Regions from separate parts of the Mus musculus genome. Here all the other regions are linked to region 1. Evidence: chromatin loops called from intact Hi-C (ENCODE). Cell type or tissue: heart. All regions are shown on one strand. Each heading gives the region's core, and the rest is flanking DNA. Links, peaks and the distances in the headings are about the cores only.

Region 1 (10,292 bases), core at 4,718-7,217:
AGAGAACAATCCTGAGCCTCTCTCTCTCTCTCTTTTTAACATTTACAGACTTGCAACTCCTTTCAAACTCTACATCTGAAAAAGAAAACGCCTGGTTCTTTTTCTGTTTTATATCATTCTCCATTTTTCTTCTTAGCTCTTAAAATGCCTCACCTTTTTATTACATTTTAATAGAGTTTTCCTTTCTCCTTTCATGCTCGCTTAAGTTGGTCATTATTTAAAGGTTTTTAAACTTACAATATCCCACTCTCTAAAAACAACACCAGCCACCCTGAGGGTTTGGCTTCCTTGTGGTACATCCAAGGAGTCTGGAAATTGGCCCCATTTCAAGACAAGAATATTGAATGTTGTAGAAATCAATCAGTTCTCAGCCCCTGCCCCAGTAGCTCCCTGTACTCAGCAGCCCTGCGGGAAGCCGCCAGCCGACTCAGTCCCCTGGGGTATCCACAGTGGAGCCCGGAGTCTAACTTGCAGGCCGAGTCTCCCTGTGCAATTGACCCTTCTGATCAGTTAGCAGTTCTGTCCCTTTTTCAAACTGGGCGAACTGGGGGATTTCTCTACTTTCTTTTTCCCACTCTCCTTTTGTGGGCCCTGGCGACATATCCTCTTTCAAGAACTCCCCTTAAATTTGGGCCTCTCCTCTGAACCCTCTGCCTCCACCTGCAGCCGGGTAGAGGTGTGTGAAGATTGTAAGGGAGACTCCTGGATTCATTCATTTGCGGAGCAGGGAAGAGAGGGCACCTGTTGGCCTCGTCCTCCCCAGGGTCCCTTCCCCACTATTCTCTCCAGCTGACCCCAAGGCACCTTTTCGTCTTAACTCCTTCCCTTCTCAGGTGGAGAGCCCGCAGGCCTTTCTGGCTGATGCAGCTGGGGCTGGCAAGGGGCGGCGAGGTCCAAGCTACCTCTCCTCTCCAGGGTCCGGGAATGCACCTTACCGAAGGGGTCTCCGTCTTCTGCCATGGCGTTGATGCGCTTGTTGGCCAGGACCTGCACGTGCTTCCCGCTGGTGCGGCTGTAGAGCTGGTAGGTCCGGATGAGGCGGCGGCTGAGCTGATCCGTCACCAGGCTCTGCTCCCTCACATGCTGTGTAAAATTAGGTGAGGACTGAACAGTTACCTTTAGGAAATTGAAAAATACACAGCACGCCATTATAACGCTACTCCGCCCAGGGGCCCCGAGTTGGTCCCCATTGCCCTTGTACCCGCCTCCCGCCGCGCCAGGCAGCCAGCGGGGACTGGGGGCATCCCCACAACATGCCGGCTCAGGCCACCAACCCCCTCGGGGAAGTCGCGCAGACCCAGCCCAGGATGGATGGATGAACCCGGGAATGAGGGAGTCTGGACCCACCTGTTGGGAAACACCCTGGGGCTCCCGGCCAGCTCGGAGCAGGGAAGTGGGCTCCCTGCCCAGCGCAGGCCCCCCGCCCGGGCCTTCCTAGAGGAGCAGGGTGCTTTTAAGTAGCGAGGCAACGCTACCCGACCCGTGACATTTATAAAGACAAATTTACGGAGCAAATGTTGAGAATGCAAAGGGCCTAGGTTAACACGATCGTTGGCCCAAACCGGCCACAGGTCTCCCCAGAGAGCAGCGGCGAGGATATTCGCTGCAACTACATCCCAACTACCCTTGACAAGGAACACCCGCTGACTCCAGCTCCCGCCTTCCTAGGAGGCCAGGTGTGGCTACAGGTAGCCTTCCCATCCACCCGAACTGGCCAGTCGCTGGGCTCAAGACCCTTGGGTTCTAGTCTCTCCACTCACTCGCTGTGTGACTTTAGGCAGGACACTGTCTCTCTGTTCCTTAGATCCCTCCTCGGGGTAGTTTGGGGCTGGATTTGTAAAGTTCTTTCCAGCCCTGCTGCGCTGGCCGAAGGGTCGGTCCTCGTGTCCCTGCCCGAGAGTGTCAGCTGGGTTCCCCGCGCCCGGCCCCCGCTTCTGCGCAGCGCTCCTTACCTGGGCTTGGAGGCAGAGAACCAGCAAGTGCAACAGCCTGTGGGAGACAAAAGCGGGCAGGAAAGAGGCGCGGGGTGAGCGGAGAGGGCTCGGCGGGCGCTGGCCGACGGGGACGCGGGGGCGACCGCGGTACTCACAGGCAGCTCAGCGCGGAGCGGGGGCTGCCCATGGCGCGCGGCCCCGGGAGCACTGAGAGCCCGAGCGGGGTCACGCCGTCCCACTGGAGGCCGCGGGGGGACAAGCCGAAGGTGCGGAGGCTGAGGGAGGTCGGGGTGCGGGAGGCCAGCGGCTATCCCGACGCGGCTCGTGGAATGTCGTGCTCGCCGCGCGCGCCGAACCCCTCTGAGCCGCTGCTGGAGCCGGTGGCCGCTGGCTGCTCAGGAGCCCGAGCAGGCGGGAGGGTAACGGGCCTGTGGGGTGGGTGGGGAGGTGGGAAGGGAGGGGGAGGGCAGGGGCGGGGGGCGCCGCACCGGCCGCGAGGGGGGAGCGCGGGGCGGGCGGCCGGAGCCCGCACCCCCGGCTGGGCGCTGGGGCCGGGTCGCCGCCCGGGGCGGGGGCGGGGCGGCCGGGGGCGGGGCGGCGGGCAGAGCAGGGATTGGGGGGTCTGGCCCAGGGGAGGGGTCTAGGGACCCGCGGGAGGGGCGGGGGCGGCTGGTGTGGGCGCCTCCCACTACCCTTGCCTGTCTCTTCCAGCGTTCCGGGGGCGGGATCGTCCAGGGATTGGGGGGCGTCTGGGACAACATGTTTAGTGGGGTCCCGTACACTTGAGTCCTGCAGGACTGTTGATCTGCTTAGGGTCGGGTCTGCTTATCTCTGGCCTCCTAGAAGGTCTCTGGGTCGCCTAATGTGTGCTGCGGTCGCACGCGCCCCTCTTGGGAGCCTGCAGCTAACAGTGAACTGGGCCCCGGTGCTGAGCGTCCCCTTGGGCGCCACTGGAACCCGGTGCCTTCACCTTTCTAAAAACCCAACCCCGCTGGTTTTCTGTCTCACAGTCTCCAAAGAGGCTCTGGGAGGGAGAAATGCCCCTTGCCACCCCATTATCACCTTCAGCCTTGCTCCTGTCCATCCAACTGCACTAGTCTATAAAGCTTAAGAAAAACCTTGAAGCGTCTATGTGGTAAGAGCTCAGGGGTCTCTGAAGGACCCACAGCCACTGCTTCTGAGCAATTAGCAGGGGCAAAAATAACTACGTTCAGCAACATTCAGGACACGGACCCAAGCTGCCTAGCCTTTCCCCTTCTGAGTTCCAGGTTTTCCTTGAGCAGGTACCTGGTGTCTTGTGTCACTTGGAAGAGGGAGGTGCTGGTGAGAAGGTAGAGACTTCTGTAAGCCTTTTCAAGCCCGTCGCCCCATTGCTTTCTCCATAGGGTTTCTGGGAACCCTGAGCCACTATTTTGTTACCGCAGGCACAGAGATTTCCCAGGCCAGGTATTTTTGAAGACCAGGTGGCTCCGTGGATGTACCACCCAGCTCTGCCTTCATCCACAGCCTCCCCTCTACTGATCCTCTGTGCCTCCGGGGTAGAACTAGGGGTTTGCGGTGGCCCCAGAAAGTCTTTGTAGGCTAAAGAGAGGCAAGCAGGCCCTTGTCAGTCCCCATCCGGTTCGGCCTGCCGCCCCCCTTTTATGCATCCCATCTTGCAAATGCAAACACGGAGTAATATATATATATATATATATATATATATATATATATATATATATGGTTAGGGGAGTCCATCTCAGCCCTTCAAGTGCTGAGCAATATAGAGAAGAACTGGTTCCAAGGAGACAGTCTCAGCCCTCCTCAGAGTAGACTTCCTGAGCTCATAGGTGAGTCTCCTCACAAATTCTGTTCCCCGCTGTTTTGATCCACCCAGACCTGGAGGTGAGGGAGGAATCTGTCTTACAGGCCCAAGGATTGAAGCTCAGGGCAGAGCTGTAGCTCTGCAGGTAGTGTTGGATGGATGGATGGGGGCCACCTGACTGAGCCATTAGACTATCTTCCACCTTTGGTGGCTTCACCTGCCAACCGATGGTAGCTTTTATCTGTCAGTGATTTGGCAGGCAATAGCTCTTTTCAGTCCCACTGGAGAGTGGGCCCATGAAGGGGGAAATGGGGTAGACGGACTCCAGTGTCCAAGGGGTTGACAAAGGCCAACCCCTTGCTTTCTCTGTGTGCTTGCTGAGGGGCCTTTAGAATGACTTGTCTTTTTTTTTTTTTTTTCATTGCTTCAAGCTGACAAAGGTGATATCTGTTTGCTCACAGAATTTACTTCATGTGTGGAGCATATGAGATACTCAGGAGTGTTTATTCTTGAGTGTATCGACGAGTAAATGCCTAAACAGATGGAAAGCGAAGGATGGGCTCCCCTGGAAAAGGAAGGGCCCTCTCTTCACTATGGACACAAGACTTTGAAAATAAGTTTGAGTCACAAGACACAGGTAGGGATCAGGAAGCAGTCTGTCAGTAGATCCTGGGTTTTAGTTCCTCCCAGGTGTGGTGTGTGTGTGTGTGTGTGTGTGTGTGTGTGTGTGTGTAGGGCCGAGCACCTGAGTTGTAACAGGGTTAGGGAGCCTCCAGAGATGAACCTTATTGATTCACCATCTGTGAATCACCTCCCTCACCCTCAGTGGACACCAGCGCGGCCTCTCCCCCCCCACCCCCCAAAAGGTCCCAGGTCTCCCAGGTTTTACTCCTACATTTGAACTCTGCTTCCCACTTCTGAGAGACAGAATTCTTTTACATGTGAAAACTCCTATGGATTCAGAAGAGCTTCACCTAGCTCTTCAGGATCCTTCTGGTCTCCCCAAAATGTCCTGTCTTTGGGAGGGGGGCGAGGATAGATGTGCCTCCCCCACAGTGGGCACCCAGAGCAGGCGGTGACTGACAGATGCAAATGTGCCATCGGGCTCCCGCAGGCCGCTCTCCCTCCCTCCCTGGCTAGCCTGCCTCCCGGCCAGCTCCCTCCTTCCTTTATCTTATCAAAGCCCCGTAATTACAATTGCTATTTTGTTTCCTCGAATCTGCAATCAGAGCTCCCTCGCCTAGATGAGGGAGCGCCTGTCATCCTGATCTCTGAGTGACAGCCTGGCCACCTTTCCCTGCCGCCCCCACACTCCGCAAACACAAACACACACATGCACACACTCCCTCCTGCAAACACAAACACACACTCTTTGCCAACACAAACGGCTCTCTCTGCAAACACGCGGTCGCCGGGACCCAAACTCGCCCCTCAGATTCACACCCAGGCCACCATGCCTGCAGGTCACAGCCTTGCGCGCCTCCAGTGCCCAGCGTTCAAAGTGACACAGACTCTGTCAGGATGGTTCAAATGCAAATCTCTGCAACTGCGTTAGCCGCTTCTAACCAAGACAGAAAGCTGCCGTCCTGTCCTTCGTGTCTGTCCCCATACCCCATATCGGGTAGCTTTTCTTTCAGCATTGTCCAGACACCATCATATGCCTACATCGCACAAGTTCTCTGAGGCCAGATAATTGGCAGCACTCCTGTTGTGTGCCGAGAGTGCAGAAAAGGGCTATCCCGAAAAGGTGTGATCTGGAAAGAAGGAAAAAACAATTCCCAGGTCTGTCTGCACGGCGCCGCAAGGGGCCGGGGAAAACTCCTGAACTAGAAGGCAAATGTGGATTGGGCTCCCACTGCGGGCAGGGCTGTGCTCGACGTCCACCCGCCAGGAAAACAGGCCAGAAATACAATGGGCGATCAGTGGAGTCACAGGGGGTACACTGATGGTGGGGGAGTATGAGCGTGGGCTAGGCGAGTGAGTTTGGAAGGTTTCCGGAGATGGCCGCACTTAACGCACGCACGTGAGAAAGAGTTGGCGGCAGGAGCCGAAAGGAGGCAGGAAAAGTGAGTGCCCCCAACTAACTCCTCTCCTCTAGCATGGGCGCTTCGTGTGAACGAAAACACATTTGCACTCAAAACTTAAGTGACTTATTCCCTCCTATCCTGCCTTAAATTTAGCTATCATTGAACCCACATAGAGCTGTACGACCACGAGCAGTTTTAAACACGCCCACCAGAGGGCGCTAGTTCCACCTTCCCCTCCCATTCGATCCTCTGCTAATGGCTCCTAGCCAGGGCCGTGGTGGAAACACCTGGAGGTAAGGTCCGGGACTCTAGAAAAGGCACCCGCGACCCTGACCCCTGAAACACAGACAGGCATCTTTCACTTGAGAAAAAGGGAGTCTGAAAACTTACCCCTAATTCCTCGCATAGATGGGGGAACACTTGTACAGTCAGGAGGAACCCCTACCCCATGAAGCCCAAGCGGGATACCAGTTCCTGATTTTCTTGTCTCCTGTGCTACCACACCTGGGTTAGGTACCGCTTTCTCTACTGTAGGGGACACTCTTGAAGTTAATGGCCTGAACTCAAACCAGCCCCCTACTTGTTGGTCAGCTGGTGTGAATTGGCCTGAATCTCAGGCCCTGTTCTCTGTCAGTCTTCAGCTTGTCTGGGGAAGTAACCTTTTGTTTGTTTGTAGGACACTGATCCCCACCCATCCCAACCCATCAACACTGCTGAACTGCTGACCCCGGGGGTGCACAGTCCTCACACAAGCAACCCCTTTTTCTCTTCCTGGCATAACAGTAGGCAGGCCCAAGAACCACCTCGGTCTAGGGATAAGACAGTATGGCAGAGTGCTGGGGGCAGGGGGGGTAACCCCTCAGCCGAGGTTGATTCCCAGGGGCTCTTTCTGCCCCCATATGCCAGGCCACCCGGATTCTGGTTTCCCTGTCACCCAATCTGGCCAGTTCCCTCCATCTGGCCCTGGGAATCAGGTTTCTAAGGGCCCTGAACCTACCTCGAAAGACCAAAGGAGCAGAGACTGGTCCCCACCCCTCACAGGCCCTCTCCCTGGGCCTAGCCCCTCATGGGGCTCGAGATGCATTCCTCAGGTTTCTTAAGTCCACTTATCTGTCCCCCTGCCCATCAGCCTGAGTGCTGACAGAGGCCCAGACCCCTTGTTTGGAAGCTGATAACCTCCTGTGACGGCCCTCCCCCACTTGCAGGAACATGGAACAGGCTGGAATGAGAGGTCCCCTCTGCAAGCAAGGCCGAGGAACTTAGGCCTGCTTTGGGCCCAAAGCCCTGGGGAATCGGATCCCACATCTCACCAACTCAAGAGCTAGGTCAACCTTTGTGCGGCCACAGTGCCACCTGGTGGTCCCTGGGGAAATGTCATCTCAGCATTGAAAAAGCCACACAAGGATTGCAAAACAACCAACCGTACACCACTTTATTTAGATATTTATCAAAAAAAGTACAAAGTGTTAAAAATGTGTTCTGAACTTCATGTTCTTTTGTTTTTTGTTTTTTGTTTTTTTTTTTGCAGTGCTGGGGACTGAATCTGGGTTAGGTGGGTCAGAAGAGGTGTTCAAAGGTTGTCCCACCCCAATAGAAAAGGGAAGCCTCAGGAACCACAGTCCATCCCTCCCTCCCACCCCCTATTCTCTTCATCGAGAAAACCATTCTTGAACTTGTCCAGGAACATACGGAGCATGGCACCTGTAGCAAGCAGTTACCTGATCTGAGAAAAGCAAGAATGAAGTCAGAGTCTTCCTCCTCACCTGCTGCCCCTAAACTTCCCAGATCCTTCGGGAATCCCACCAACCGACCCCACCCTCCACCCACACACTCACCAGGGGGCTAAGGCCTGCCCCTGTGCTTCTTGGCAGGAAGGATGCCACACAGCTTAATTTCATCTTCTTCGCTCTCATCATCACTTTCTTCTTCAGAAAGGTCGTTGTTTATACAAACTGGTGGATACACAAGGATAGAGCCACTCATTCAGCTGCTAGGCTGACAGGGAACCTCATCTCCCAGAGTCCCCAAGTCTAGATGGAAAAGAGCCCACCCACCTCGCTGGAGTTGGACCCCTGGGGCAGGCAGGGTACAGCAAGTTCCCAGGCCTGAAGGAGGCAGTGGGAGGCACAGAATACTGGAACCATAGCCTGAGATGCAGGACACACTAGGAGATGAGACTGGGGTAAGTCGGGAGTGGAGAGGGCCCACTCTTCTCACCGATCTGATGCCGGCCAGTGATCCGAACTGGGCCAGAACCGGACTTCAGGCGGAAGGTGACAGGTGGTTGGAGTTGGAAATCATCCACACTGAGCTGGAAGACAAGAATGACGGGCTGAGCCGTGCTGGCCCACCCACTTGGAGATCAATACCGAAGTTCTCAGTCCCACCAGACTCCGAGAGGAATGAACGGCTCCAACTCACCATGGGCTGGCAAGACAACCTGAGGTTGGCCACAGGAACTGCAATCTCCTGATTGTCGTGATCCCGGGCCACAACTTCCACCACATTACACTCGTCCGTGGCCCCCTCGGTAAGGCACAGCTGAAAGGCAGGCAGAACCTCAGCGTCTCAAGTGAGGGAGGGCTGACACCAAAGCCAAGGCGTCTTACCCCAAAATCGGCCTAGTCCCAGTGGCACCGGATGCGGGGACCAGAGGGTGGAGGAGAGGGGCGACAGGCGGAGTGTCGGCTAGCCCCCCGCATCTCCAACTCCCTCTGCGGCCCCTTACCATGTTCAACGCCAGCACGTGCTCCGTGTCATCCTCCTCCTCAACCTTGAAAGTGAAGGAGCGGGTGTGGCCGGAGAGCTCACAACCTGCAAGAGCCAGCGAGTGTCGCCTGGGTACACGCGTGGAGGGGACAGCGCGCGAGGACGCTCCACAAACTCCGCTGTCCCCTCCACCCGGCCATGTGCCGCGGCGGCGGGGGGGGAACCGGCCGCTTGCTCGCCCAGAACACGTGGACGGGCATCCCACTCGGGAAGAACCGGTTAGGGCGAGCGAGCGAGGAGCCCTCGGCCCACAGCTGCGCCCGGCCACAGCGGCGCCCGGCCGCCTTCCTCGGCCACGCCTCACCCGCCCCGTACCACTCTGCCACTCCCGCGTTCAATACCGAAGAAGAAACTGTCCATTGTGACCGGGGCCGGGACCCTCAGGCCCCCGACGCCCCCAGCTCGGGCTCGGCTCTCTTGGTTCAAGAACGCTAAAGCAGCCGCCGCGCCGGCCGCCATGCTGAAACGGCCGTGAGCGCCCCGCCCCCCGCCTCAGCCAGTTCCGGTCCCGCCCATTAAAGGAGCCGCGCTCGCCACACGAAGCAGGGAGGAGCAGTCGTCGCCTCTTCCACGAGGACAGGTAACAAGGCCCCAGAAGAAATCTCCACGAGGGCTTAAAGTTAGCGTCCACTCACTGAAGCCCCTTCTTCCAACCCGGGGATATATACATACAGATGTTAGTGTAAACCTTTCGTATCTCCTTTTTCAGTAAACTTGGGGTACGGAGCAGCCATTTTTACTCACACCCCCCCCCCCCCCCCCCCCCCCCCCGCTTCCTGATCATGCTGGAGGCTTGACAGCCAAGACCTAAACTCAGATGTGGAGATCAACTACTGTTCATAGTACAGCCTCCTCTTTAGGCGACCCACCCCCCCCCTCCACCACCAAAATTCCTTTATCTAAGGAAATGAAGCCATGTTCCAGTGAGGAACTCTGTGACACCCCCCCCAACTTCACACAAATTTTACCTGTAGTAAACAGAGCAACTTACTTAAAAACAAAAACAAATGTACTTTTCTGAGAAAAATCTTTGCTGTGGAAGGCAGGAGGGCAGGGCTGTCTTCAATCCAGCCTACACTGAAATAGCTTCGGATACCTAAGGGATCAAGAGATGTGAGGGAAAAAAAGGGAGAACCCAGAGAAAAAGCAGCACAGCACACATTCACTTCAAGTTTTATTGTGCCTCTTGCATGGTCTGCAGATAGGTTTACAGTTCGTTTTCTATAGGAACTGAGCTGTGATCTAAACAATGAAATGTTATTCCAACATTAATAAATATTCATAACCATGGAAGATGGCAGAGCACTTTATCCTACAGCAATGACAGTAGAGACCTGGACATGTTTTCACTTATGTCCAGAAGATCATCCCATGTGATTATTGAAAGCCAACATTAAACAAAAAGCAACTTGTTCAATTCCTGATTCCGTATGAAACTCTGAAACGCTCTGAATAAAACCTTGTAATTCTCACTGAGGCATGAGATGGATTCAGAACGCTAAGGAACATTAAACGGTCTTAATATCTAGTAACAATTTTGCCCCTCACCCCAGCCTTCAAAACCAACCTTGACTTAGGTTTCACAGCACATCCTATCGCAAAGGTTCGCACCCTAAGGAGGCGGCACATTTCAGCACACTCTTGGGCCTCTGGTTCTTGGGCCTCCCTGGGTCCACTCTATATAGTGCTAAAAGACTACCTCACAAGCTCACACTGGAGTTCTAGAAAGGAAAATGTTTCAAGCTCCCTCTTCTCTCT
Region 2 (10,292 bases), core at 7,163-9,662, 170 kb before region 1:
CCAGCTGACAACGTGGGGTATACTGGTTTGCATATTCTCTCATTCTCCAGTCTTAAGGTGTGTGTGCCCTGCGCATGCTCAGTTGCAGTCAAAGTATTGAGCCTTACTTATTATGAGCTGCTTGGGCTCCAATCCCAATTGGTTTAGTCTGGCGCTATTAAAAATCTTGATGTGTTTAGCATATGACACTGATTCGTTGGAAAGCAATACAGTAGTAATATCCTCACAATGCATTGTAATTTATAGTGCTCCCAGGGGGGTGACAGCCTTGGAATGCCAGACAGGGGAGACCTTATGAAAGCAGAGGTCACGTGAGCTAGCCACAGCCACCACCACCACCACTCGCCCACCCGTCCAGCCACAGCTCTTGCCCAGACCTGCACATCAGTTCTTTTTTTTCCATACAGCAAACAAAGCAGGCAGAGCTGCCGAGGCTACAGAAGCGCACAGACAAACCCAGCCCTTGCCGTGGTTGTTGTGATATTACAATGAAGAACAAGACTGCCTGCCTGCTCTGTTGTCCCACATCTCCTTCAGTTCTGGTGGTGGTGGGTTTGGCTAGACCTTCAAAGTTCCTTCGCTTTAGCAGCAAGGATGGAGGAAGGCTACAATTCACCATTTGGCTGCTTAACCTAACGATGACATTTGCACGTTAACTGGGCTTCATGCCAGGGGCTCCACATGGATCACCTCCGCTGACATCTTCCTTAAAGCCCCACAATGTAGACACTGTTGGCCCCCATTTCTCAGTGGAGGGAGTAGGCTCAGAGGAGGTGAGTGCCACGCTGAGAACCCCAAAGTCAGATGGTATCTTAGTCAGCCTGGAGCTTGGCCCTGACCCCGCGGCAGAGCTGGAGTGTTTAAATCCTGCTCACTTTGGTTGGCTTTCTTTACTCAAGATGTGCCTCTCCTCTGCAGCCTGGGGCTTCCTGTGCATCCTGGGCAGGGCCAGCCCTCCCAAAAGAGCCTCCCAGAGCTGAGGTTAAAGTGTGCGCCTGCAGGCCCAGCCCTGAGACCCGTTTCTTACTTTCTATCTCCCCTAGCCTTCACCTAGCTATCATGCAAAAATACTCTCCAATATTAGTTCTTGTTTGTTTGTTTGTTTGTTTTTGAGATAGGATCTCTATGCATTGCCTAGACTAGCCTTAAACTCGTGGGCTCAAGTGCCCTCTGGCCTCCTTTCCCACGTAGCTGGGACCGCAGGCACATGCCACAATGCCTGGTTACTAATGTATAAATATCATCTCGGGGCCGGAGCTAGCTCTGTGCTTGCGCATACTGTGAAGTAAAATATGGATATGGTTTTTGTGGCAGTAAGTAAAATAGTTTCCATTTTTTTTCCCCAGCTAATATACAAATTTGATAATTGGTCAAACAGGTTTTCTATTAGAAAAAAAAAAAAGCTCAGAAAGTAATTTACAGAGTAGCACTTGCTGGTAGGTGTGCATCTGTCTGGGACGAAGTTCCTCCAGCCGGTGTTAATAAACATGTTAGTGTCATCTTTTTTTCTACCCTCCCGGGGCTGTTCATTCCCACCCCCCACAATGAACGCTGTATGTATTCATAGAGGAAAGAGCTGAAGGGCCTTGTAACAATGATCGGAACATCAAACCAACCCCCAGAAGAACACAGCATGTCCAGGGGGCCGCGGCTGAAGGGCAGACCGTCCCCCGGCGATTACATTTGGATTACCTCTTAATCTGCTTTGGTATTTGACCGCCAGCCTGACCACCGCAGGCCGCATTCGGAGGATATGGAGCACTTTCATCCCCAGGCACTTGAGCGCCTTTATAAATGACCCACTCGAATCCCTCCAGCCTCCTCAGGGATGGGCCAGGCAGCTGTTTAATAGCCACGGAGCAGTGTTGCAGTGTTTTAGGGCAGAAAAGAAGAATCCTGCATCCAGTTTAAGCTGCAGGGAGTATTTAGGAAAGGGGAATGTAATTATCCGTATTGGAAGAGGGCCAGGCCTTGGAGCTTTGGGGAAAGAGGCCTTTTAGGATCTCCACTTCCCAGCCCACCTGAAAGATGGGGCTGCTTTCAGCAGTCTGGGGCGTCAGCCTGCTTCCTGCTGACTTGGGAAAGGCCCCCGGGCACTGTCTCCTTCATCCATCCTGCAGTCAGACCCTTACAGGGTCATTGGAAGTCTTCTTTCCAAAGACCGGCCCTGACTCAGTCCAGAAGAGAGGACGGAGTCCCAGGGAGCTGCCTTGTACACACCAGTTTGGGTTTAACATATAATCAAATCAGGACGACATCAGGTGGAGCAGTCCTCCGCTGCCTGCCTTAGGAGCTGTCCTTGAGTTCGGGAACAAAGACGGGACCAGAAAGCCCAAGACTGTGTGTGCACACGTGCACATGCGTACCCGAACCACGGAACAAGTAAGGAGTTCAGAATCTTTCATTAGATCTTTCCGCTTGAAAGGCTGGAAAGGAAACGTGTCACATTCTTACATAGATGTGATTCCCTAGGGCGTTTTACAAAAATGAGAGCCAAGAGCACCAAGCTGCCACAGCCCGAGGAACATTGAAAGGAGAGAGAAGAGAGCCAGCGGGTCTGTGCTTTCCCCTTCTTAGGGTGCGTTTCTGAGGAAGACTGAGTTGGCCGTCCTTAAAGAGGAGGACCAGGTGGGAAGTCCTGCAGTGGTTCTCGCCTCTAGGGCCCATACTGGTGATGTCCCCAGGGCAAAGAGTGTAACAGAGCCCATGATTATCTTGCTTTTCCAGCCCAGGTCTATAAAAATTCATCATATTGCTCCTTCAGATAACCAAACCTGGCCTTTAAATACAGAACTAGAAGCTGGGTATGGAGAGGGCCACCTTTAGTCCCAGTACCCAGGAGGTTGAGGCAGGATGATCTCAAAGTATCTTTGTCTATTTTAAGACGGGATTTTGTTATCTAGCCCAGGATAGCATATAACCTCCATCCTACCAGCCTAAGTGTGCATGTGTAGCACTGTGATCTGTAGACCTGGATCTTAACTGTCACGTTTGGATCTCATTTTTCCTCAGTAATTCTACCGGGTCCCCTGGAGAATAGAGGTGAAGGAAGGGGGCAGGTGAGGAAGAAATGCCTTCTTCTCAATAAACAAATAAAAATAGAGCCGTTAGACTAGCTGTGTCCTAAGTGACTGCCTCCTTAGGCCAGTGATGACTATGCTCTGCCATTCAGTGTCGCCAGGGTGACACAGGGCCAGGCGGTGGTGACACACACCTTTGACCTCAGGACTTGGGAGGCAGAGGCAGGCGAATCTGTGAGTTCACAGCCTGCCTTCTCTACACAGTGTGTTCTAGAACTTTCAGAGTTACATAGTAAGACCCTATCTTAAAGACACCAAATGGTGCATGGGTGGTTGTATCCTGCCCTGTGAGCTGTCCTCTGATACTACTGTCAGTGTGTCGGGGGCGGGGGGGAGGACGTACTTTCCCGCCTCATTTTTCTATATGCAGCTGCTGCTGGGCTTCCCTGGCCCTTCTCCTTCTGAGTGCTGAGGGTCAAACCCATGGCCTCATGCATGCTAGGTGCAGGCTCTACCACTAAGCTGCACCCCAGGCTGCAGAGCATTTTATACATGGCTTGAGGATCCAGGGTGATCCTTGCTCTCATGGGGAGTAGGTTTCATCATCATGACATGGTGAGCTGCTGCTAGGAGGTGTCTGTTACTTGTTTGTAGCTGTGACGGAGACCCCAGAGGCTGGCTTCCAGTTGTCTGAGGTATTACCGTGGCTAGGTTTGCATATACTCCTGGTCACAGTCCATTCACTTAAGGAAGTATTTGTGGGTGTAAGAAGTTGCCTAGAAAGCGTATTTCTAAGTTTTACTCTTCCTTATTAATTTTCATTATAAACTTGCAGATGTGTTTCTAGGGAGAATCTTGGCCCTGAGATGTAATAAAACCACAGTGCAGAGTGCAGCAGACCTTATAAAAAGCCCACGTTCAAGGGAAAGTTCTAAGTTTACATGAGGCTTCTGTGTTCGGCTTTTGTGCTCACAGTGGTCCCAGCTGATGAAAAGCCCCCAGGCCTGATGCTGCCCCACCCCGGAAACGGCCGTGGCCCCCACCAGGCCTTTCAGAGTTGCTCAGCTCCTAGAGTGGCTGCAGGAGGCTGCAGGAGTTTAGCGCTGACTGCTCAGCTCTTGCAGCAGGACGCCCAAACTCCACAGCCCCCATCTTCTTAACAGAGCAGGAATGGAAGGGTGGAAGGTGGAGGGAGAGGGTGGAGGGCGGAGGTTACTCCTCAGCAGAGCCCCTCTGCCACTGGCAGGTGACACTGCAGCCACCAGCACAGCACTCAGTGGGGCTCATTCCCAGTGCTGCCGACAGGACTCCCGTCTGGATTTATGACTTCCATAAAATATGTGCCTTGGTTTAAAAGACAACGAGAAAAACTAGACCTGGTAGCACAGGTCTGTAAACCGAGCACCCATGATGCTAAGCCAGGAAGATAGCCGTAAGATCAGCAGTAGCCTAGGCTACTGAATGATTTTCATCAAAAGCAAACCTAAAGGGGTGTAGGGCAGAGGCTAAAAACAATATCATCAACAACAAAAGAACCCTTTCACAAATATCTGCCTTATAAAACCTGGGAAACTGAAAATCATTATTTGCATTATCAAGTTATAAATGTAAGGATCTATTATTATTTTACAAAAAACTCCACATTTATAATCCGTACATTGTAGGCTAATATTTTTGTGCACTGTGTATAAGGTTGTCCTTGTGTTATTTAAATACTGATTTCTCTGCCCTCATGTCTTGTTTCAATCTGGACGCAGCATTGAAATGTGTACACCAAGAATCTCCTGTCTCAAGTTTGTGTAAGCAGTTCTTACCATCTATTCTCTGCCTTGTCACTAAATGCTGACCACCCAGTGGCTGGGCAGAAGGGAGAATAGGGTGGGATGTCTGCCAACCAGACGAAGGAGAGAAAGGAGAGAGAGGGGGAGATTCAGATCGGCTGGAGGGAGGATTTGAAGCCATGAGGAAGGGATCTGGAGAGAGATCATGGAAACACTCCTGGAGCCCAGAGAGCGAGAGTTGTAATCACATACAAATATCGTGGGGTGGGGTGGGAGGCCGCAGGTTAGCAAGGCGGTTACTGCTAACCTGAGAGTGATGCGCAGTTCTTGGTAAAGCAATACGGTTGTCAGATCTTTTCACTTGTTTACATTTATATTAAAAACAGTTCACTTAGAGTCCGTTTAAAATGTAGTGTACAAATGCAGACCAAGCACATAAAACAAACATAAACAAATCTAAGAATCCAGTGTATGCCGAAGACTTTATGTGTTCATTGCGATGCTGGAGGTCAGCCCTAGTACTTGGGAAACTGTCAGTGAGTCCCACTCCAGCCTGAGACTACATTTAAATACAACGTTGGTGCTATCAGGGTTTTTGTTGTTGGTCGTTGTTTTAAGGCAGATGTACCTGAAATAAGTGAATGTCTTGATTTGGACTTTATGAATCATGAAGCAAAAACAGCTTTCACTCAATTCATTTTTTTCTTTGCATGGCATTCTAGAGGGGGGAAAATGCACCCAAAGGTGGGTGTGCAGGTTCAAGGATGTGCTGGTGTGTGGGTGTGTGGGTGCAAGGATGTGTTGGTGTGGAGGTGTGCAGGCACACTCTGAAATACAAGCACCTGAGGCCAAGACACAAGGAATAGTTTGAAAACAGCCTTGGCTATCTAGTACAACTGTGTCTCAAGAAATAACAGCAAAGCACAACTAGAATTCCATCTGGAGACCTAGATGTCCCGTTTCCAGAAATGGCTGTTATCGCCTCTTTGCCTTCTTCCGGGTGCTCTCGGAGCTTCATCCCTGGTCCAGTTGTGTGCCCGCCTTTGAAATGGACTTTGCAAGTTACCTGCTGCTGGAATGCCCCATGTGATTTCCCCAGGTTTGTGATGATTCCTGGCTCAAATACACAAGGCCCGGCATTGAGACCAAAGCCTGGGCTTCTCCCGTTCCAGTTATCCAACGTCTTGTCAGCTTTGGCAGCAGCGAGCTTTAATCCATTACATGTTTCTCTTTGCAGTGAGGAAGTGGCGTGTGAAAAATGCCCTGGGAGCCTTGGGCCAGTGGCAGCTTGAAGTGGGAGAGCCAGTGCCCTCAGGAGCTGGGAGCCTGGGATCCGAGCTCATCAAAGAAAGTAATGCCAATGTATGTCTGTTTGTCCAGGGTCTTACGGGGATTGGGAGGAGACTCCTGACCCCTAAGGGCAGGGTCTATAATTTGTTCACCTTATATATACTATGCCCACCTAGCCACAGTAGGTTTGTGTGTACATCTGAAGGGTCTGTCACAGCCTCAGCAGCTGCTTCAGGTGGGGGGCCATGGAGAAGAGCAGAGGAGCTTCCTGTTTGACTCTGGGAGGAGTTTAGGGATGGGGAGGAGCCAAGCCTTTGTACCTTTCCCCATGAATGGTCCTTGATAGGCTGGGCATCATACCACAAGCCTATAATCCCAGCACTGGGGAGGTGGAGGCTGGAGAGCCAAAAGGTCATCTTCCTACACAGTGAGTCCAAGGCCAACCTGGGCTGATTTGCTTTTCATAGCCCATCTTCATGCGCAAGGACACCAAAACAAGTTTCCAGTGGCGGATTCGAAATCTCCCCTACCCGAAGGATGTGTATAGTGTGTCTGTGGCCCAGAAGGAGCGCTGCGTCATTGTTAGAACGACAAACAAAAAGTGAGTAGGGTGGTGGGCGCCTGTTTACTGTGTGCGGAGAGGAGTGGATTGGAGTGAGCGCTCAGGCTGCTCCGTATCTGGGAGGCGGGTGCTCAGAGTAACCAGCTAACTGTGCGGCTCCATCGAGGCAGCAGAACTCAGCCAGTGTCTGATTTCCTAGGTGGCATATGCTGGGCCTCACAAGACTGTTGTTGAACAACGAGTGAGGAGTAATCACATAGCCATTACTTGTAGTCTCTGGTAGTTTTACTCTAAGGTTGTTATGTCCTTGGTCTGGTGAGCTTGGCTTGGTGACATCACTGCATTGGCAGGGAGTCACGTCCTGGAAGGTACACCTGCTTGCCTTGGTGGCAATTTGAGACTTTAAGTCTCAGACAATGAGGTAGTAAACCCCCGTCCCTCCCCAGACTGAGAGAAAGTGGGCAGACGTTGGGCTCTCCGAAATCTCTGCGATGGCGTTTCAGATTCTCTCTGTGGTCTGCTGGGTGAAGGCAGTGGGTGGTCAGGTTTGAGAGGAGATGGCCGGGGTGGGATCACATTTTGTTTCTGCCGCTCTGGCTCATCACAGTGGAAGAGCCTGGCAATGAATCTGTTTCAGCCTGATCGAGAAAGAGGGTGTGGCCACCTCCACCCTGGGGCTTCATTTTGTTTCTGTTTTATCTTCTTATCCACAAGCTGCCAAACTGGCCAGCTTGATGCTCGGGTGCAGAGCCTAGCCCCATGGGCCACTGTATCATTTACCACACTCTCCTTCAGGTGGTGTGGTAGGTACAGTCTCCGTTCCCCTAAGAGGCCTGCCTACAGGGAAGTGGGGAGTGTGGTGGTGGGGAACCTCCACCCACCTCCAGCGCAGCCCTGAGTCCTGTCCTCCTCTTAGCACCCCACACCCTGTCATTTTGGCAGGGTTAAAGGGACAAGGGAAAGGGAGAGATGAATGAATTAATTTCAGGATTATTGCTGTACACGCAGCCAGCAGCCCCTGTAGTGGACCTTGTCTATAAATACAGAGTCATAATAATAAGGGTTTACGTTTATAAAGTGCGCTGAAGTCCTAAGATAAAAGGCCGTTTATTCCCGTTATTGTTCTCATCATTAACAGGAGTCAGTGCCTAAAGTGGAATTTAGCAATTTCAGACAACAGAGAAATTGCCTGTAGGAAAACAAACTCCATGCTTCAGCAAGCATTCCCTGGCGGGAGAGGCCCTGGGTCCAAACTGGGAACAAAAGTGCTTCTGATAGCACTTGAATCTGCGGCTTAGCACTTTGTGGAGCTGGCTGCTGCCTCCTTTTCATCCCCCAGAGGTCACTGTCGAATACAGATATCAGACAGAAATGTGATTACAAGCGAGTGCTACAAGAAAGGCTAGCTAGCTCACCAAAAAAATTCATCTGTGAGCAGATCCTCTGGGCCCCATCTCCTGCACACATATACCGTATATACCGTAGGTGGCGCTGTTGGCCAGGGGCTCTGTAGCTAGTGGGGCATTCCAGCACCCAGTGGCACCCAGTGGCGGGGACTGGGGACATTGCAGAGATGCTGGTGGAGGCAAGGTAGGATGGGAGTGCTATCCTGGAGGGGTGGGCTTCCCACAAAGGGGAATGGTATTTTAGTGCTCACTTTGAGACTGAGTTTCTGAGCCCTAACCAGGCTCAGCCCTGCCCCCTGCAGGTCCATCAGATAGGAAGCTAGAGAGGCGGCCAGATGTGACCTATGCTTTCAACAAAGCACAATAGTGTTTTTATATGTGCAGGGTCTAATTTTTTTTCAGAATACTTTAAAAATCTCTTTCCTGGTCATCATATCATCCACAGCAGACATGCAGTGTATGAATAGATGTAGAAAGGCATGTAAGAAGTCGGCACCACATGACCTGTGCAGAGAAGAATGTGGCCTCCTTGCTGAGCACCTGGGCATCTGTAACACACCCCACCATGGCACTTTCCTTCCCCTGGCGCTGTGCCCTCATTTTAGTATTCCAGCATGCAGTTCCCAGCCAAAGCTGCAGCTGCCTTGCTGGTATCTGCCTGGCCCCTGGAGAATGTGGTTAGCCACTTGTTTAAAGAAGTGATTTCAGGGTCCTGTGGTGGTCCTCCGCCTCAGTATTGCTAGGATGGGCTGGGGAAGGAAGGAACTGTTTCTACATGATTCTGGTGTGGTACATCTGGTCCCGATAAGACCTCAGCCTGGAAGCTGGCAGCTGTTAAGGGGAAAGATGGAGTGTGCTGGACTAGGAAGATGCTGGCTTAAATCTAGCCTCTGCCATGTGACTGTGGTATTTAGGCCAGCTTCTCACGTAGGAGAACGGTGCTTATACTACCTCAACGATTGTTTGAGGAATTTGACAATATCAGATACCTGCGTGCTCCCTGTCCTGTGGTCAAGGTGCCAAAGCATGGGATCTGAAGAAAGCCTGGCTAACTGCACTCACTGTATGGTGATGATGCTGTGACAGCCCTAGAAGCCAGGACTCGGTGGTCAGATAACTTGCACACCGCCAGACTCACTTGAGTGTGGGCCTGTACATTATGACTCTGGGAGTGGCAGGAAGTAGGGCTGCCATGTGCCCGGGACAGGAAGTAGGGCTGCAGCAGCTCTCGGGCTGAAGCCCTCTTTGGTTACCCGCCAAGCCCTTGTGCAGGCTGGAGGAGCGTGGGGCAGCGCGCATGGACCTTTCCTCAGCAGCCCCGCTCTTGCCTCAGCCCTCCCTCAGGGATGTTCACTGAGCCTGCAAAGGGAAGGGACCGGTGAGGGGGTCACAGGGAATACAAGCAAAGCAGGCCGAGAAGGCACTCTGACTGTGTCAGAAGCACGGTGGGTTCCTCTCATCCAGGCCCTGGGGACAGTTCAAGTTCAGTTATTGTTGCAGCAAACCCTGAGTAGGTGAGGTGGGGTGGCTGTGCATGGGGGAACCCGGAAGGTACTGCACTTTAAGGAGTTGTTGAACCTCACCCAGTGTTTGCGCTGCTGGCACTGGCTGCCTCCGCTTCCCAGACTCGTGGCAGGGGTAGGTTAAGGAAGGGGTCGACGTCCCCGGGATCCTGAGGTTGCCTGGGATGGGGACAAACCTTGGGCTGCTTCTCCTTCATTGGCCCCTCCTGGGAGTGGGTGTGGAAGGCGCTTCTCTGTTGGTTCTGCTTTCTGTGTATATTTGCCAGGAAGATGTTAACACTTCCTACCCGGCCTTTGTGTTCACCTAATCTCTGCTGTTTAACCTTTGACCCTCTGCTATTATCAGCGTCTGCCACCTTTGCTGGCCAGACCAGGGCCCCAGGAAAAGCCCTCGCTCAGCCTGTTGGCTAGGAAGAGGATGAAGCAGGCATTCCACCCTGTTGCAGGCAGATGGATCGCCTTTCCCTGGGGCAGAGCTTTGGAAAGGAAAGAAACTTGCGGTACCATTAGGGTCCCCCGCCCCCACTCCTTTTGAACTGTCAGTCTTTAAGTAAACATTCTTTTCCTGCGTTGGGTCCCAGCACTTGTGGGGAGAGGGGAACCTGGGAAGAGACCCCCCCCCCCAAGCCTCTTCTGAACTGAGGGATTTGGGCAGGGAGGACAGGCCAGAAGTGCTGCATTGATGTCAACTCTCTGAGTCCCTGGGGCAT
Region 3 (10,292 bases), core at 4,586-7,085, 520 kb before region 1:
TCCTTCTTGTAGATTAACTTTTTATCCAACCACGGGGCTTCCACACAGCCTCAACCACAACCACCAGTTGTCCTGAGAGGGACAAGGGGCCAGGTAATCCAGGCTCACTCTCAGGCTGAACTACAAACACGGGTATACGTGGTCCCCGGAGTTTAAAAATAAAGTCAATGTATTTTGTTTGCTTTCATAGAAGATGGAGATGAAAAGAGAGACTGTGCCCTTGGCCTCTCCCAGGTCAGAGGCACCATTACTCTGCTAAAGAGAGATGTCACCACCCACAACACTATGTATGTTCCTCCCAACTCTGATCTAGGTAGAGGGATTTTAGGAGCTACTTGGAACTTACAGCTGTTTAAAAACACAGCCAGCCACAGGGTAAGGTGAGCTCAGGCGATGTCCTTCCTACATTATATTGTAAAGTGAATGGATTTGCTCCCCTTTGGCCAGGGTCCCCATTACCAGGGCCATCATTACTGTCCTTGGGCCCTCAGGTCCTCAGCTTACATCAGTGATCATTCATCAAAGGAAGGAAACCTTTGACCTCTATCAGCGTGGGGGACTGGGTGAACCAGACTGGACGGCACTGGCTCAGTGGAGTAGCCTTGTCTGTGCTTCTCCTAGGACCTTGGGGGTGCCTGAATGATGACGACAGTGTCTGAACCTGGGACGTTGCGTCCACTGTCCCTGCCTGGAGATCCCCGAGCGCCCCCTAGTGTTACTTTTAAGTCTTCATCTGAGGATCAGCGTGGACCACAAGAAGTGAGGGGCCATCAGGAGCTAGAGTGATCACTTTGAACTTGCTGATGGGAGTTACCATATGCCTCTATATAACAATGACCGCCCTGACCAACTGTGCTGAATAAATGTATGAGGCTGAGGGACTTAATTTAGCTAACAGGCACGACTCAGTCACTATACCACCCCCACTTTAAGGAAAGGGACCTGAAACACAGAGAGGTTGGGTAATTTCCATATGGTCATCATGGACAGGATTTACAACTAGGTGTTCAGGGTTCAAGAGTCTGTGGGGTTCCTTTAAATATTCATTTTATTTTTACGTACCTTGGTGTTTTGCCTGCGTATATGTCAGTATGAAAATGTTGGGAACCGCGGGATACCCTGAATCTCCTGGACAGTTGTGAGCTGCCATGTGGGGGCTGGAACTTGAACCTGGATTCTCTAGAAGAGTAACCAGTACTCTTAACCACTGAGCCATCTCTCCAGCCACAGAGCCTGTGATATTAATAATGAAAATGATAGAACAGAGATCTGTATACTGTATCATCAAGGGGAGCAGACGCCTAACCCAGGAAGCTTTTGAATTTGTTATAGCAGCTTGGATGTACCTTAGCATGGCCTCAGGGGCAGAGAGTTCCCAATTAGGCCTACTTGTTTTCTGTTTGGGTTGTATAGGGTTTTTGTTTTTGTTTTTGTTTTGGGGGTGGTGGTTTGTGTTTGTTTGTTTGTTTGTTTGTTTCCAAGACAGGGTTTCTCTGTATAGCCCTGGCTGTCCTGGAACTCACTTTGTAGACCAGGCTGGCCTCGAACTCAGAAATCCGCCTGCCTCTGCCTCCCAAGTGCTGGGATTAAAGGCGCCACCACTGCCCAGCAGGCTGTATGTTTTTTTAAGCCAGAAAAAGATGCCATGGTGGTGGTGCACACCTTTAATCCCAGCACTGGGGAGGCAGAGGCAGGTAGATCTCTGAGTTTGAGGCCAGCCTGGTGGTGTACAGAGCCAGGTCCAGAACTACAGAGAAACTCTGTCTTGAAACAGTCAAATCAATCAATCAATCAATCAATCAATCAATCAATCCAGAAAGTGTCTATCATAGTTGGCTTATCAGCCATTGAAACTTCTGTGCATAACCATGACTGTCACTGTCTCTGTTCTCCATCGTGGGCACAAGCCCTCCCGATGCCAGGACCCACTTGCTTCAACCCAGTGAAAACAGGGCCTTCACTGCTATCCTGGAGGACAGCGTTCTGTGTATTTAAACTCTCATCCCAACAGTTTCCCTCACAGGGATCAGATCAATTTCTCTCATGGGTTCAATGGGCTGTGAAGAAAAGGAGGCCCTAGATGGGTGAGGTACCCACACATGCCCACGTAGGGAGGTGAGGGTATGGACCTGCCCGTACTCTCACCTCGGCAGTGCCTGCTCTGTCCCCAGAGATCACTATTCAGACCCAGAGGCTGGGGCTTCTCAATATCCTGCATGTGGAGAGGATTTTTCTTGAACCTGAAGAGTGACACCGAATTGTGCTTTTTGCAAAGCATTATGGGGACATCAGCTTGTTCAACCCTCAGAGCCTACTTTTTAGGTATCAGTTGCTGTTCTGTCTCACAGATGAACTGAGGCTCAAGTTGGGCACTATGACACCGGACAATAATCCCAGCACTAGGGAGACTGAAGCAGAAAGAGTGTGGTTTGGAGGCCAGCCTGGGCTACATAGCAAGACCCTGTTTCTAAGCAAGAGCAAGAAATGAATCTGAGGCTCAGAGAGGAAAAACTGGGTGGCAGTGGGGCTTGCAGACTTAAACCTAGGTTCTGGTTCACAATAGCAGAGTGGATTTCCTCATATTCCACACTGGGTGGGGAGGAGAGAGGGGTTCTGCAGCCCACGGTTGTGGATAAGTAATGGGAGAGCAGGCTTTTGTGACCAGCATCCCTAGGAATCAAAAGTGAGTGAGTTTCCTTAGAAAATGGCCAAGAATGAATTAAAGGGGCAGAGGTCCAGAAATGTATTTCACGTAGCCAGACAGAAAACTTTCCATGTTTAAAATGAGGCAAAACTGGGCTGGAGAGATGGCTCAGAGGAACACTGACTTCTCTTCCAAAAATCCTGAGTTCAAATCCCAGCAACCACATGGTGGCTCACAACCATCTGAAGTGAGATCTGAAGTCCTCTCTTCTGGTGTGTCTGAAGACAGCTACAGTGTACTAATAAATAAATAAATAAATAAATAAATAAATAAATAAATAAAGTAATAAATAAATAAAGTAATAAAGTAATAAAGTAATAAATAAAGTAATAATAAATAAATCTTTTTTTAAAAAAAACTGAGGCAAAACTAGTTACTACTAATCTTAAGGAAATAAACATGGATGACCAAAAAAGTTAGCAGAAGGAACAGGGTGAGCTTTTGTAGATACCTCGAAGGAACTCACAAACTTTTCAAAAACTCCCTCTTAAACCTGAGAAGAAAGCGCAGTCTCTTGGCAGCACCGTGAAAGCCAGCTAAGTCTCCAGCCCCGTTTTGCCTCGTTTTAAACCTGGAAGTTGACCAAGCTTCTAGAGCAATGGCTCAGTTGTAACATATCAATGTATCACATTCCTCCCAAAGATCAACAAGTTGAATGTTTCATAAAAGTAACTTTAAAGAATTGGAAAGTGTCTATGTGTCATGACCCAAGTGATTAATCTTGGAATTAGGGAGGCAGAGAGGCAGGTGGATCTCTGAGAGTTCAAGGCCAGCCAGGGATACATAGAGAGCCTCTGTCTAAAAGAAAACCCAAACAAAATAGGATTGGGAAATGGGTAAAGAAGGAAACAGTCTCCACACTAGGGACATTTCTCAGGTGTTCCCAGTGATCTCTTTCCATGGCTCTGCAGTGGGGTCCTGGAATCCAAATTTTCTGCAGTTCAGATTAGCATGTGGCTGGCCCTGGCAGCTGACTGTCTGCAGCTCCTCCATGGGGGTAGTGCAGGGACGTGGTGTGTCCTGGTTCCAGGCACTGACTCCAAAGGCACCAGGATGTCTGTACCATGGAAATGCACCAAGGGCCCCAAGAAGGGGGCAATGTGGGGCGCACAGGGGTCCCCTCATTGTTCTTGCTGCTTAAGGCCTGGGGCTCAGGATTTTTTTTTTTAAAGATTTATTTATTTATTATATGTAAGTACACTGTAGCTGTCTTCAGACACTCCAGAAGAGGGCATCAGATCTCATTACGGGTGGTTGTGAGCCACCATGTGGTTGCTGGGATTTGAACTTCGGACCTTCGGAAGAGCAGTCGGGTGCTCTTACCCACTGAGCCATCTCACCAGCCCAGGGGCTCAGGATTCTTATTTCTACTGCCTAAGAGGACCTCAAGAGCCCAATAGACTGGCTTATTCTGAGCTTCACCCATGGGACCCGGCTCTGAACAAAGTGAACGGGACTGAAGTGACCTGGACCAGAGCTCTGGGATCTACATGGAGCAACAGCCTCTGTGGAAGGTTGTCAGATCATTTTAGGTCACAGAGGGACTTGGAAGCTCAGTGCTGCTTCTGTCACAGGCATGCCACTGCTGTCTTCCGTCTCCAGTAAGGACAGGCCCTAAGAAAAGGACATAGACCCACAGTGGCCTTAGTGCTACTTCATCCTTTATGTGCCCTGGGCATCCTGCCCTCCACGGAGCCCTTGCACCTCCTAATGCCCAGACCTGGAGAATATCCTGAAGTATAGTGAAGCTGATGGGACCTTGAAGAGGGTAGCTGTGCCTGGACATGGAGGGAGTATCAGTAGACGGTGGCAGTCTGGACTAGGGTAGGAGAGTATGTGGCCTAAGGGTTACTGAATACATACATACATACACTTATACATACATACATACATACATACACATATGCATGCATACATAATACACATGTGGATGCATACATACATGCATCTATACATGCATAATTGACCAAAAAAACTTGTGCATATTCACAGTGTTAGTTAGCTATGATATGTGGGAAGAAATTCCTAATCTTTCCCACCTTGCTGGCACACTGTCAGTTGGGGGGTAGTTGGGCCAGCCACAGGAAGAAAAAGAGATACGATTGATGCAAAATTGGTGTGGAGCTCTGAGCCATTGCTTCCCTGTGAAGACTCATAAAGCCTGCGAAAACTTCTCTTTCTGTTTGGAAAAAAGTCCTCCTTCCTGAAGCAGATCTGAAAATTCACTGCCTTGCAGCGCACTGGCCCGAGCAGTGTCACATCACGACCAGCAGAGGGAGCTCTTGTCTAACCTTTCCCAGGCAAAGGCGGGACCCAGTATGCGGATTTGAGGAGTCAGAGGGGTCTTTGTTACCAGTGAGGGGATGAGGACAGAAAGAGCGAATCTAGGGTAAGAGTAAGGATGATTAACGACTACGAACTTTCCCTTTGGGTGTACAACCTCAGGAAGAAGTTGCCTTTTCCCTCAGCCCAAGAAAGACCTAGCCTTTGTTGTTCTCATTTTTGTGGGGTGGTTGTTGTTGTTGTTGTTGTTGTTTGTTGATTTACTATCCAAAAGCCGAGACATCGGGTAGACCCCCAGCTCTATCCAATACCCAGTCCTGAAAGTGCGTTTCCCACATCTGCAGGTTCCAAAGGAAGGCCCGCAGCAGTATTTTGTTATTCCTAGCTGCGTCGCCTCCTAAGCCTCCTAACGTGCTGGGAAGGGACAGTAACACTTTTTGAAGCGAAGGCTTTTTGATTTGAGCTTAAAGCGGCTACTGCATGGGGTTTGGGGTTTCAGATCCGGCATCAGAAAGAAGTGGGTGAAGGGTGCTTGCTGCTGAGTGTCGCCACAAGTGCCGCTAGGTGGCACTCAAAGCCCGCGACATGGAGAAGCGCGGGCTTTTAAAGGGGCGGGGCTGGAATGACTTTGAAACCCCAAAGAAACAGAAGTCAGGGTCCGAGGACGCTGCTCACAGAAACATAAGGACAGCCTGCGTACATCAAGGACTGGGAAGCAGCCTTCGTTCACCAAGGGCTTTCACTGGAGAGATGAACGGGGGCGAGAGGTATGCGAGTGCTCAAAGACTAGAGACGAGAGCCCCAGCATTCCCTTAGGGCTGGGATGGACTTTGGTCTCAGTCTGTCATCAGACCACCAGCCGGCCCCTGGCAAAAGAATTCTTCGGAATCTAGACTTTGGAAAGGGAGGAAATGCTCACACCACCTGCTTTCTGCAGACTCTGGGTCTGTGGCAGCAGCTTTTCTGAGCTCGCCTGCCCCTTGCTACTAGAGGTAGGGAGGTGAGAACCCGGGACTCTCCCAATCCCTGGGTTTCCTTCTTTGCACTTCCTTTGCATATCCTCAGCCTTTCCCACCCCAAGCTAGAATCTGTTCCAAACTTAGAAAAAAAAAAATGACAATATCCCTCATGCCCTTCAGGATGAGAAAACAGACTCTAAATGTCTAGTCCCTCCCAGAGCATCTGAGGGAGCCGGCCATTCTCTTCCTTTCCAGAGTCAATCTCTCATCCCCTCCCACCCCCACCCCATCCCAGGCAGCCTGTAATTGGAAAAACTTTGTCTTGTAACTTGTGTGACCCCTCTCCAGTCTTTTCCATCTTCTGAGGTTTGACCCAAAGCGTCCCCCATCCCTTCCCATTCCTTATTTTGTGATTTCAGTCGGACTTGGGGAAGGAAGACCATCAAAGGTCCCAAAGTAGCCTCGTGGCTAGTTGGGCAAGCATTAATCACATTCATCCATCTAGGAAATTCAAGTCTAAAAGCTGCTGGCGCACAGGTTTAATACAGGGACTCCTTAGGGAGACTGGGATTCACCGGCTTCTCCTCAACTAACAGAGTGAACATGAAAAGAGAAACAAGATTAAAGCAAAGATGCCCAGGATCCCGGCAAGGGGCTTCCCTGGTGGTCCAAGCCCTGCTCTAGGGACCTTAGCAGAAACCCCAGATCCCCAGATCTGAGTTGTTGGGCTTAGGGGAATAATATATCGAGCCTGGAAAGTCTGTTGTCTCTTGGGACTGAAGGTCCTTCCAGCCTCGAACCTGCTTCCCGTAGATTGCCAGCTGCAGGCGCGCAGGGCCTAGCCTCTGCCCAGCAGGTGGCCCAGGAAGCAAGTGAGCGGTTGGGTATCTGTCTCTCCAAGACGTCCCGTCCCACCGCCCTGCAGCTTGGCGCTACTGCCTCCCGGGCCTGGGGGGCGGGGGGGGGGAGGGAGCTGGCCCTGGAAAGGCCCCACCCCCTCCCTGGAGGCCAGAGGTATTAGTGCTGCTTGATCAGACCTCATTTCCTGCGAAAATGGAAACATATCCAGGGTCCTTAATAAAGTGAATGACGAGGCTTCGGGTGTAATTGGGCTTCTGTTTGGTGGCTATTTCCTTAAACTGACAGTGGAAAAAATAAAAGCCCACAGCACCCAGATGTAATTATGCGACTATCAAAAGAACAGGGTATGCCCCCGGGGAGGTGGCACAGATTCTAGCCTTGATGTAGCAGAGGCAGGCATATCTCCGTGAGTTCGAGGACAGCCAGGGCTACTCTGTCGTTTAAAAAGAAGTATATGGTAGATTAGCCTGCTCTTGGTTTATCCGCCTTCTAGGAAACTGGCACAAAAGCTTACCCAGACCAAGGGACTCAGGAGGCCAGAACCTCCACTCCACCTCTGCAACCAAGAGCGCATCTCTCCGACCTTCAGCCTCTGGACCTAGCCTGAGATTCTCCCTGCCGCTGCCATAGGCTCTCCTGGGATCGTTATTTATACGCGGGGGCGGGGGTGGGGGCGAGTGGGTGGGTGGGGGTGGATCTATTCCTTTCCCTCAGAGGAGGAGCACCCTCGAGGGCAAGGGTAGGTAGGGGCTGCCTGGTTGTGATTCCCCAAGACTGCTCCCTAGAGCCTGCGCGCTGGCTGCATATTTCTATGTATAATCCAATTTTTTCCGTGACTATCTAGTTAAACTCTTTAACAACAGCTACATAATTAGAATTTGGATTCCCATTAATTTTCCCTGGGCCTCGAACCATTTGCAGCTCACACTGGTAATTAATGCGATACATCACTAACTTTACCCAGCGCCGGCCAGCCCAACTCTGGTCACTCGGCCCGCACCCGACGCCCCCGCGAGGAGCCCTGACTCCAGACTCGGCTTCCAGAGTGGGGGGCTGAGGGCCTCCCTCCAAAGCCGAATGCCTCGGCCCGCGCACCCAAAGCCTTCTTTCCAGGAAATTTCACAATTAAAAATATTTATCGGGAGCAGATTTACGTTTCTGGGTTTCCAGTCTCGGGGCGTCTGGGTAGGCTATTAAGAGTAATTAGCATCTTTTGCGCATGCAGATTTACTTCGCTCATTGCCACATAACTCATCCCTAAAAGCCGGCGCAGGCGAACACAGGCTCTGCCGCCAGAGCTACAGCCGCCGCCCGGGTTGACTCAGCCCCGCTCGCCTTGCACTGTACAGACTTTCAGTCTCTCTGAGCCATTTGGGTCCCTCCAGGGCCGGGGTAGGCAGTGCCAAGGAGTAAAAGGCTCCCACTCTGGAAATCAGGGACGTTAAAGCGACCCCAGACCAACAGGGGAAGTCCCAAGCTAGGTTGTCCCGGTGCCTGCCTGGACCGCAGGCAGGCATTGTGGCAATGCATGTGTATGCATGAACGATTGGGCTTCTCTATGTGCACGCAAGCGTGAGCGCCGATTTACATGTATGCTGTTGCTAGTGCGTGTTCTTCTGGGCGCGCACGATGTGCGTGGAAAACCACTTGACCCTCACGGCTCCGCGCCCCGCCCAATTTATGTCCAGTCCACTAGTTCCCATTGCTGATCCTAGGCCACTTAGCTAGGACTTCAAGTCTGGGCCTCTGCTTCCTCTTTACAGACCCAGCCTTATCCAGCCAGACCACCTGGAACACTGAGCCTAGCGCAGGCGCTCTGGAGGTGGGAAGAAATTGGGGAGACACACTCTGTTGCGCGAGGGCCAGCCACGTCCTAGAGTACTTTCTAAAGTACTCCACGTCCTAGAGTACCTTCTAAAGATGTACCACAGTAAGCTCAGGCCAGGCCTGGCTCAGTGAAGAGAAGTTATGGAAACCCCTGGGGGTGGGGGTGGGGGCAACAGGAGAAATTGGAGCCCGCTGGGGGCGGGGGGCGGGGTGAGTAGGAAGGGGATGAGGGCTGGGTCCTATAAGGGGCCAAAGTGATATTAGGAGGGCTAAGGACAAGGAAAGTGACTGTGGTTCCCGCACCCTGGTCGAGGCACCCACCCACCCACCCCGGGTTCGCTTCGTTATTAACGCGCTGGGAAGTCCGCAAACCGCCCAACTTTCTTCTCTTTAATGAGCCTAGAAGAAGAGGCTGCCCTGGAGGGGTTTGTTCATTAAAGATGTAGCTGGAGGAATATTGTCTCATTAATTATCTGGTTTTAATTACACTCCTACCCTTTGAATCTGGAGATGGAGAAAGTTGATTTGATGGCACCGCCCCCTTTAGCTTAAAGAGTCAGGCCCAGGGAAGGGAGCAGGAGGGGGCGTAGGGATTATGTGTGCCCAGAAGTGTGTGTGGGATTGTCCTAGATATGTCTGGTGAGACTCTGGCACAAGATGGGGAGGGGGGGCGCTCTATGTCTCAGTTCGTGTATGGATGCAGTCTCTGTGTGTGGATCTGAAAATGTGCGTGTGTCTGAATGTGTGTGACCACGTGTGCCTTCGAGGCTATGTGGACGTGACTTGGATGTCTATGGGTGTTCTCATCCTGTGTGTGGTTCTGTGCGCTGGGGTGTGCATGTGGGTAGCTGAGTGTATCTACACGCAGGCCTGAGAGCGGGTGTCTAAACGAATAAGCATGTGACTGGGTAGTTGTGTCTGCGAATGTCTAAGACAGCGGCTTCCTGCCCATGAGTTCGAGTGACAGTGTCTGGCAGTGTTTCTGAGACTCTGCTGTGCCTGAATGTGCCTTGGATCTGTGAGTGATGTGGGGGGCTTCTGTGACTGAACCGGTCCATGAGGTCTACTGCTCCAAGGACGTTGCTTATTTTCCCAGGGTCCCTAGGGCTAGGGTACCACCTGGAAATCATGGTCCTTTGGGGGGGGCTTAAGGGGGTGTTCCTCCCTGCCTTGTCCCTTGTCAGGCTGGTGTGGCACTAGAGCGGGGGCTGTTTTCCCTTTAAATCGAGGACACTTTGACAGGGGACATTAAGGACCGGCTGCTCAGGCTGAGCAGATCATAAAACCGGACAGGCAATTTCTGCTCCCGCCAAATAGCCGGGCAAACTCGTTCTGCATCTTTGGTTTTAATGCACTAAACTGGCAGCTAAGCAGGGAGCGAGCAAAGGAGGGGGTGGGGAGCCCCCCACATACACCGGCACACACACCGGCACTCACACAAGCGCCCCTTCACACCCTGTGCCCCGTGCCCAGCCCTGACCCCCCCCCCCACTGGCAGAATTATCAACTAGAATTTGATTAATATGCAAATCGCAGGCAAACAGCTCCATATAATTCTTTCAGTGGAGAGTAATTAATCACCAGTTAAAGCAAATTAATACATATATCAATTTTGTCAGAAACATGCTTAGTTCAATCGCCCGTAAAATTGAAGTTTG

What was found. A loop is a pair of places that touch in the nucleus more often than their neighbours do. Peaks named below come from ENCODE experiments on the same cell type or tissue, not always from the same donor. Only the 100,000 strongest peaks of a DNase experiment are listed, where the experiment ranks them.
Region 2: a loop joins it to region 1, with 8 times the contacts of the local background. A loop is called at or near these places in 36 of 42 quality-filtered maps.
Region 3: a loop joins it to region 1, with 7 times the contacts of the local background. A loop is called at or near these places in 29 of 42 quality-filtered maps.

The regions. Positions count from the first base shown.
Region 1 is chr19:45,740,564-45,750,855 of GRCm38, forward strand. Npm3 (nucleoplasmin 3) reads right to left here and starts at 9,002. Exons shown (of 6, transcript NM_008723.2): 1 at 8,876-9,002; 2 at 8,494-8,579; 3 at 8,187-8,306; 4 at 7,983-8,076; 5 at 7,601-7,717; 6 at 7,171-7,488. The coding sequence starts at 8,993. The coding sequence ends at 7,608. Fgf8 (fibroblast growth factor 8) reads right to left here and starts at 2,321. Exons shown (of 6, transcript NM_001166361.1): 1 at 2,090-2,321; 2 at 1,953-1,989; 3 at 1,348-1,434; 4 at 936-1,116. The coding sequence starts at 2,121. Oga (O-GlcNAcase) reads right to left here. Exons shown (of 16, transcript NM_023799.4): 16 at 9,692-10,292. RefSeq lists enhancers at 1-1,088, 1-666. In heart, for the core only: CTCF peaks have their summits at 5,976 (motif pointing right) and 7,123 (motif pointing left); DNase peaks (open chromatin) are centred at 5,978 and 6,898; H3K4me3 peaks cover 1,263 bases; H3K27ac peaks cover 580 bases; H3K27me3 peaks cover 1,565 bases.
Region 2 is chr19:45,565,847-45,576,138 of GRCm38, forward strand. It overlaps Dpcd (deleted in primary ciliary dyskinesia), which reads left to right. Exons shown (of 6, transcript NM_172639.3): 3 at 6,039-6,163; 4 at 6,559-6,692. Among named protein-coding and RNA genes, the nearest start is that of Dpcd, 10 kb to the left of the region's middle. RefSeq lists enhancers at 1,041-2,609, 1,501-2,085 and cis regulatory regions at 1,501-1,630, 1,631-1,766, 1,767-1,969. In heart, for the core only: a CTCF peak has its summit at 8,167; DNase peaks (open chromatin) are centred at 8,175 and 9,255; H3K4me3 peaks cover 117 bases; H3K27ac peaks cover 881 bases.
Region 3 is chr19:45,215,766-45,226,057 of GRCm38, forward strand. No RefSeq gene overlaps it. Among named protein-coding and RNA genes, the nearest start is that of Lbx1, 16 kb to the right of the region's middle. In heart, for the core only: CTCF peaks have their summits at 4,940 (motif pointing right), 5,560 (motif pointing right) and 6,791 (motif pointing right); DNase peaks (open chromatin) are centred at 4,966 and 5,566; H3K4me3 peaks cover 1,006 bases; H3K27me3 peaks cover 1,490 bases.